Linked DNA regions of Homo sapiens: region 2 is linked to region 1. Evidence: chromatin loops called from intact Hi-C (ENCODE). Cell type or tissue: Calu3. All regions are shown on one strand. Links, peaks and the distances in the headings refer to the core of each region. The heading gives the core; the rest is flanking DNA. Region 1 has its middle 82 kb from the start of C3orf38. Region 2 overlaps CSNK2A2IP (casein kinase 2 subunit alpha' interacting protein).

Region 1 (4,401 bases), core at 108-4,107:
ACAAGTGTATCTTCCCATTTTGCCGTTTGTCCTTTCACTTTCTTGATGGTATTGTTTACAACACTTCTTTAAAATTTTTTGATGAAGTCCAATGTATCTATTTGTTTTCTTTTGTCACTTATGCTTCTGGTGTCATATGTAAGAATGTATTGACTAAAGATACAAAGATTAATCTATAATCCATTTCAAGTTGATTTTTGTGTACAATGTGAGACAGGAAGTATTTTTGCATGTAAATACCCAATTGTTCCAGCACCATTTGTTGAAAGACTATTGTTTTCCACACTGAATTGTTTTGGCACCCTAGCCAAAAATCAATTGGCCAAAATGTGGGTTTATTTCTGCACTCTTAATTCTATTCCACTGATTTATGTCTATCCTATGCGAGTACCACCACTGTCTTGAGTACTGCAGCTTTGTGGTAAGTTTTGAAATCAGAAGTGTGAGTTCTTAAACTTTGCTATTCTTTTTCAAGATTTTTTGGGCTATTTTGAGTCTCTTCTATTTCCATGGTAATTTTAGGATTTGCTTGTCAATTTTGCAAAGAAGTCAGCTAGAATTTTGATAAAGGATTGTGTTGAGTTTACAAAACAATTTATGGAATATTACCATCTTAAGAATATTAAGTCATCTAATATATTAATATTTGATATTTTCCATTATTGAGTTATTTAATTTCTTTCAATTACGTGTTTCAGTTCTCAGAGTACAAGTCTTGTACTCCCTTTGTTAAATGTATTCGTATTTTATTCTTTTTGATGTTATTATAAATAGAATCACTTTCTTAATTTTAACTTCAGATTATCCATTACAAATGTATATAAATACAACTGATTTTTGTATGTTGAACTAGCATTCTGCAACTTTGCTGGACTCATCTATGAGTCCTAGTAGTTTTATTTTTAGTGGTTTTCTTGGGAATTTTTGTATAAAAGATGATGTCATCTGCAACTAGGGATGATTTTACTCCTTTCTTTCTAATCTGGCTACCTTTCATCTCTTTTCTTGCCTAATTGCCCTGGCTGGAACCGCCAGCACAATATTGACTAAAATGGCATAGTATTTTAAAATCAAGAAATTTCACACACACACAAAAATAGCCTGAGTATATTATTTTGAAAAAACAGGAAATCTGGAAAATACTGGGCTTAACATGAGCTGGGTAGTGGTTGCTCCATTTAGGTGGGACATGTGCTCTCCACCTGACCAATTCCCCACTATTCTCTATGGCATAATACTTTGTCAGCTTCACTAACCTGTTCACTAATTCTGTAGACATTGAGTTTACTAATTTTTCATTATAGAGATTAATAATAGTACCATATTCATATTAAATATTTTGCATGTATTTATTAACTGATGCATAGGATGACTGCCACAAATGAATGAACAACTGGACAAACAAATTTTTACCTCAGATCTTAAGAAGTCCTATTTCTCCTAACCTCAGTCTCCTAAGTAACAGGATCCCACTGTAACTCCATATTTCTCATTCTACCATCCATCGCTTATCAGATTGATAGATTAGTGCCAGTCTGTTACAACAATTTTCATTAATATCTTCTTTTTTTGTATTTATTAGCAAACTTATTGAAACAATATCTCTTTTTTAATATATTTCCTTTTATATTCAAATAGAAACAGCAGAATGAAGTGGTTTGTGGCTGAAACAACCTTCCTGGGAAGAACACTGGAGTGCTCATCTATCAAAAAACAAACTCCAATGTCTGAGCCCCATCTCCCCCTAGACAAAGTAAAGAACAGATTAAAGGGGAAGAGGAAGGGCACAATCAGAACAGAGGTGGTGGAGGCTGGCAGATTTCCAGTAAAGTACAATGTTCAAAGTTGCTGCAATTATGGAGTAGAATAGTACTCAACTTTAAAGCAATCACAAGCAGGAGTTTCCCCTCCAGCCCTCACCCTGATTTGCGTTCATAAAAATACATTTTTCTCTCTCCTCAGTAAGTGATGTATCAGGACTGGGTACCAATCTATTTTACCACAGCAAAGGGGACTCTTTTTATTCATTCAGGTTTCTGGGACCAGAGTCAAGATTCTAGAGAAAGGGGAAAATCTCTATGGTTTTAAGGGATGTTTGTTTATATGCTAACTCGCTACCTGCTGAAATTCATTTTAAACTCCTTCATGTAGCTATGGGTTAGGTAAAATTTGCACAGAAATGTCACAAGTGGCCTCGCAACCCCCACCCGAGGAAATGGTGAGTCAAGACTTAAGCACTCTCAACACACATAAAAAACCCTTTGTTCTTGGTGGGAATGAGTGAAGTCACCTGGCTAGGAGGGTGAAATGGTGAGAAGCACAAGTAGAACTCACTGCAGGAAAAGGGCTGAGGCAAGGCGGACCAAGGTACACACTCTGAAAACTTTACCTGCTAGAACAGTCAGCATGTTATCCTAAACAAGAAAAGAAAATCACCAAAGTGTGAAACTTAATTTATGAACAGAAAAAGACCAAGGCTTGGGCAATTAAAACAATCCAGCCTCCCTTTCTTTTTTAATTTGTTTCATGTATTTTTAAGGTAATTTTCTTTTCTTTTGGAAAAAGAAATACATTTTGCCACCTAACCTAAGCAAATGGAGTTGCCATTGCCCAATTTATCTCTATAGTTTTGCTAAGAGGTGAAAAAACAAAAGTAGAAATGGACTCCTAATAGGAAGTCCATTAGCGGGTGGGGAGGAGCTGGGGAATGCCCCAGCTACTAGGACAGCCCGAGTGAATCTAGGGGACCAGGCCCTTGACTGTCTCAGGGCAAATCCTGCTCTACCTCTTCTTCTATGGTCACCGCCCCCTGTAGACTGAGAAGGGGGCATGATGTAAGTAGAGCGTCTCAGAGAAATCCAGTGGAGCAGGTCTCAGCGCTGGCTTTCCCAGGCTTTCCGACTTTGGGCCTGAGTGGTGGTTTCCAGGCCAAGTCCCAGATCTCACCTGTAGCCAGCACCCTCTGGGAGATGAAAAGAGGCCAATCCTTTCCTCAACATCTGTTCCTCCACAGTTACGGCTGGTGAGAGAGGAATGAGCTGGAGGAAATGGCGTGAAAAATGGGACTGCACGTTAAGGAAGGCAGAAAGGGGGGACCTACTGGCCAGCCCTCCCAATCCAACTGATGAGAGTGGGGAATCCTGTCAGGACTGCCTAGTGTCTAAGGACAACCTTTTGTGGCACAAGCCTTAACTCTCTTCTGCTGGCTGGGACTCATCCTTATGCACCAGTCCCTGCCCTGGATTCCAATGTTATTTCAAGGATATAGGTGGTTAATTAATACTCATAGCAACTATCGCTTGTGGTTGCTCAAAACCCATGCCGCTAAGGAGCTTGGTGCTATCATTTAAAAAAAATTATTTTCTTTTGTCTTATCTGTTTGGATTGAACAGAAATGGTACCATCAGACTGTGCCCCAAGGAGGTGCACAGAGCCTCCTAATCAGGATTGGGGATATCATCCTCACCCGCTAAGTCCACCCTCAGTCATGAGGCCCCCTCCCTGTCTTGTTCCCCAATAGAGAAGCCTTATATAGTCAAAGGAAAGAACCTGAAGTTTTCAGCTGTTGTTATTCTAAGTCTAAATACAAGAGAAATGTTCTGTATCTAAATCATTGAGCTATTCGGAGGGGAAATAGTTTTATGTCTCCTGGCATTGATGAAGATTTTTCTTCAATCTTCCTGCAATTACTGGGTCAGGCTGTGCTGTTTTCCTTCTACCAGTTTTCAACAAACAGGCAAAAACTGTTCTGTGGTTTGAATGGCAAAGCCACTAAGATCTCCTCATAAACACTTCAGGGGAAGAAAGGAGGAGATCCTCCATCCCTCGATAAACAGAAAGAAGAAAGAGTTGACTACAGCATCAGTTTCTCTAGTGCAGCAAGAAGGTTCACATGGTCCCTCTGGAGCTCTGTGAGATAGATTCAGAGCACTGCTGGTTCCCAGTTTGGCTGATGGTAATGTCAGGAAGGGGAGGAGGAGAGGACAGCCTAAGATCTAACGGATGCCCCTTATCATTTTTATCTGAGTAGAATCTTTCTGGTTTAACTACAAATGGATACTGTTTTCTTAAATAAGCTACCATGGCAATCCTCACATTGTCTCTACTGTCCAGTTATCCAAACATGTGTTTGAAATTATCATTTCATTCCTCAGGGATAGGACAAATTTTTCACTATAGATTAGATACTTAAAACACATTTGTCTTACCTGAGTCACATCTTTATGGAAACTTTCCCAAGATAGAATCAATCTGTGAGAATCCATGACTGGCATTTATCATAGTTATTAAGGATAATGAAATCCAAAGCAATATGAGTTCATCTACTATACCAGCCTCAAGGGCTTCGTTTCATATCTGAAGGTCCACGTTGTGAATACTGCTTTTAGCTGAGACCCAGTT
Region 2 (4,401 bases), core at 122-4,121, 150 kb before region 1:
AAGATCCTGAAACTGCACTCCAGCCTGGTGACAGAGCAAGACTGCATCTCAAAAAAAAAAAAAAAAAGCATGTGTTTGCAGTCAGGTATATTTAAAGGATAGTGGTTGTTGCAATGCTGAAATTAACAACAAAAGTATAAAATGACTAGATTGAGAATAGAGTCCATGTTTCCTATTCACTTTCATCTTCATGTTTCCTGTTGACTTGTATCTCCATGTGACTTGTCATCCACTGTTTATTGGTGGAAGATTTCACTTTTGTTTCACTGCATTTCCATCCCAGATCTCCCATCCATCTCAATGCATGACTTTATTAGTGGTGACATCTTTATTCATGTGAATTGCCCATCTAACAACTGATCTCTCAGCTCCTTGACTTCCTCACTTATGACCATCTTTTTCTTCTTCCCCATATCAGCTACCCACTTACGTTGTCAAACTCTGGTCTTTGTCATTACCAATAACTATACTGTATTAAAACTCTCCATTTAACATTTCGTTCACTAACCACCACATGTTTTTCTTCCATTCCACTATCAGTTGTATCCCCCCAATAACATCCAACATGCGTACGATTAACCCCACCAATTTGCCTCAATTCTGGTACTCTGTTCTTCCCCACTTTCTATATTTACACTCTGCTTTCCTAATTTAGAGAACAAGTTTGATCATTATAGTCACTCCCTGAAAATGGCCTCAATTATTTTGTTGTCTCTCTGGCATACTTTCCTGACCAAACCTCAAAGCTGGCTTAACCAAATCATCTGCTTTCTCCGTGGTTTCTTTATGAGAAATTGAGTATTGCGGCTGGGTACGCTGGCTCACGCCGGTAATCCCAGCATTTTGAGAGGCCGAGGCAGGTGGATCACCTGAGGTCAGGTGTTTGAGACTGGCCCGGCCAACATGGTGAAACCCTGTCTCTACTAAAAATACAAAAAATTAGCTGGGCATGGTGGCGGGTGCCTGTAATCCCAGCAACTTGGGAGACTGAGGCGGGAGAATCGCTTGAACCTGGGAGATGGAGGTTGCAGTAAACCGAGATCACGCCATTGCAGTCCAGCCTGGGCAATAAGAGTGAAACTCCATCTCAAAAAAAGAAAAAAAAAATAGCATAGAAAAGAAATTGAGTATTACTGCAAAAATATTTCACAAATGGACTGCCATATTTCTCAGTTTTACATCTCCCAAATGAATCAATTTTCTTACTCTGGCTTATATTTCACATATTTTCCACTATCTTCAAACAAACCCAAATGACCTCAGACTTGCAGAGTCTTCATGTTTCTTGTTCACTTTCACCTTCCTGTTTCCTATTGACTTTTATATTTATGTGACTTCTCACCCATTGTTTTTTGAGAAAGTAGAAGCTATAAAAGATAATTCCCTCATCCTTTCACCTTCAAGTCTTAAAAAAATCACCTTATAAATTCATCTTGTATTTTTCCTGCTAGAATGGAATAGACATTCCATGACTCTCTAAAGGTAAGTCAGCTAAAGCCACAGATTTCAACGGCTCTCATCTTCTTGAGGATTTCATTCCATCAGCTGCATTTCCCTTGCTTGCTTTACCAATTTCTCCCTTTCTTTTTATTTTTTCCCAATAAACCTATAAATATGTTCTAGTAGTATCTATTTAAAAATAAACATTTTTGAACCTACATTATCTTCCAGGTACTATCTCATTTCAAATCATTTAGAAAAGAAGAAAAACAAAAAAAAAGTTATTTCATAGTTGTTTACTACTGTCATCTTCAGTTTCACTTACTCCAACTACTCTTCTACTTCTTCCAATCTGGTTTCCACCTGCCCAGCATAACTTACATTCCTCATTTCAAGGTCACAAAAGACCTAAATGTTTGCAAAATTCAATTGAATCTCTTTGTTTTATTCTTACATAATGACTCAGCAGCATTAGCTCACCACACCTCCTTCCTGAAACCCTCTCCTCTCTCACCTTCCATATCACTACACACGCCCAGTTTTCCTCCCGCCTCACCGCTCTTTCATTTTCAGTCTCCTTTGCTAACTATTCGGCCTGCGACCAATGTGAAGTTACTGGATTGCATCAGGATTCTACCTTGAGTCACTTTTTCTCTTTGTCTTATACTCTCTCCCAAGGTGATTTAATGCTATGGAATATCTTTATGCTATTTCCAAATCTTCATCTCCATCTAACATCTTTCCCCAGTTCTAAACTTCTATATCTAACTGCCCACTTCATATCTCCAACTTGGATGTCTTAGGTTAGTTTCCTCCAACATATGTCATCTCAAAAATAATTTTTGATCCCTCTTCTCATGTCTCCCCAATCTTTGTCATCTCAGAAATTGACAAACTATTTTCTCATTTCCTTCATTTCCCTCACTGCCTTCAACCAGTCTATTGTGCTGCTGTTTCAATTCTACCCCCAAATATATACCAATCTGCCCACTTCTCTTGTTTCTATTATCTCTGTCTTAGTTAAGCTATCAACATCTTCCACCTGAAAAATAGCATGTCTCTATCTTGACTCCCTCCTTCCATTCTTCTCTCACTCTAGGCCATTTTCTATAGCCACAAAAATTGTTCACTTTTAAAACATAAGTTGAGTAATATCACTTCCTTGTATGAAGTGGTTTCAGGAGTCCCTATTGCTCTTTGGGGAAAAATGGCTCCTACCAGGATCTTTTCATACCGTAATGCACCACTCTTCCCTTCTATTGCATGTCACTATACAACAGCCGCACCAGCTTCCTTTTTTCTCCTCACTCCTGCCATGTTCTTTCCAGCCTCAGAGCCTTTTACTTGCATCCCCATGGCTGGCAAGTCTCTTTCGCTGGCTCTTCAGATGGCTAGTGTTTTTTGTTTTTTTGTTTTTTTTTTAATTTTGGGTTTCAGAAAAAGAAAGGAGAGAGAGAGAGGGAGAAAGAAAGTCAGTCAGTCCCTTACCACCCAATCAAAAAGTGGCCCTTTTCTACTTTCAGTAATTCTAGATGCATATACTCTTTCTTTCTTAGCATTTTTCACAATGTTTATCTTGTTTTATGTATTTGTTTCCGGGTTTGCTGTGCAAAGTAATTTTCATGGGGGCAGGGACTTATCTATCTTATTTACCATAGTATACCCTATCCAAAGTAGATCCTACACAAGGTAGCCACTCTGGAAAATGTTTCTGTGCAAAATTTATTAATGAATGCACTACTATATAGAGACTAATTAGAAAAAGTTATTATATTCTATATTCTATACCAATCGGCAGGGTCAAAAGCAGAACTAAAGAATAAGAAGAAGCCCGGCGCAGTGGCTTATGCCTGTAATCCCAGCATTTTGGGAGGCCGAGGCAGGCAGATCACAAGGTCAGGAGATCGAGACCATCCTGGCTAACACGGTGAACCCTGTCTCTACTAAAAATACAAAAAAATTAGCGGGGCGTGGTGGCGGGCACCTGTAGTCCCAGCTACTCTGGAGGCTGAAGCAGGAGAATGGCATGAACCGGGGAGGCGGAGGTTGCAGTGAGCTGAGATCGCGCCACTGCGCTCTACACTCAAGCCTGCGTGACAGAGCAAGACTCCGTCCCAAAAAAAAAAAAAAAAAAAAAAAGAAAGAAAAGAAACAGGTGTCCATAGGCTATTCAAAATGATGAATAATTCCCAGGATCTAGCCTATGACTAACAAAGCACAAAAAACGCCACTTAGGCCATATGCTGATGAGTACACAGTAAAGTGGCTCCCTGGGTATCCATCTGGAAAGAGAGCTAAAAATAATGAAGACTTGACTCTGCACCAAACATTGTGCTATGTATTTTATGTATTTTACCTTTATTAATACTCACATCACTGTGAAGTGTGCATTGTCATCATCATTTTATAGATTAAAAATTCTGACCTCAGAAAGATATAAAATTGCCTAACATTTCACAAACAGTGAACGATGGATTTTAGATTAGAGATTATGTCTGCCCAACTCCAATGTCCATAATGTTTCTACAATGCTGCATAATCTCTTATATTTTTTATTTTAAGAAATTTGTTAGTGCCCATTGGATTTGAGAGTTAAGGGGTAGGCCCAGAAAAGGCCTTTGGGAGCCCTATTTTTAATCTTCTACAGGACCTCCAAAAGAGAAGAAGAAGATGAAGACAAAGACAAAAAAAAATAAGTAGAGGGAAGAGAGGGGAGGAGGAAGAAAAGGAGAAGGAGAAGAAACCTGAGATTAGTTTGTTGGCCTACAGTGTAAACTGTTTTACAATGCCACAGAGTTAACCAGTAGGAAATGTGAGATTAGAAACTGGCTTCCAGATCTTATCCAGTACTTTCATTCAAACAATTCACTCTAATAGAAAATTGAAGCTCAGAGCTAAATAATAATCTACCCAAAAAGGTTAGATTTGCATCGTGCACAAGTGAACCAAGTCAGCAATCAA

The links. Peaks named below come from ENCODE experiments on the same cell type or tissue, not always from the same donor. Only the 100,000 strongest peaks of a DNase experiment are listed, where the experiment ranks them.
Region 2: it touches region 1 in a loop (4-fold over the local background); 1 of 110 quality-filtered maps calls a loop at or near these places.

Annotation. Positions count from the first base shown.
Region 1 is chr3:88,229,271-88,233,671 of GRCh38, reverse strand. No RefSeq gene overlaps it. Among named protein-coding and RNA genes, the nearest start is that of C3orf38, 82 kb to the right of the region's middle. RefSeq lists enhancers at 2,354-2,853, 2,045-3,244, 2,854-3,355. In Calu3, for the core only: no CTCF peak of the experiment used is centred there; a DNase peak (open chromatin) is centred at 2,241.
Region 2 is chr3:88,382,830-88,387,230 of GRCh38, reverse strand. All of the region lies in intron 1 of CSNK2A2IP (casein kinase 2 subunit alpha' interacting protein), which reads right to left. Among named protein-coding and RNA genes, the nearest start is that of CSNK2A2IP, 47 kb to the right of the region's middle. In Calu3, for the core only: no CTCF peak of the experiment used is centred there; a DNase peak (open chromatin) is centred at 1,970.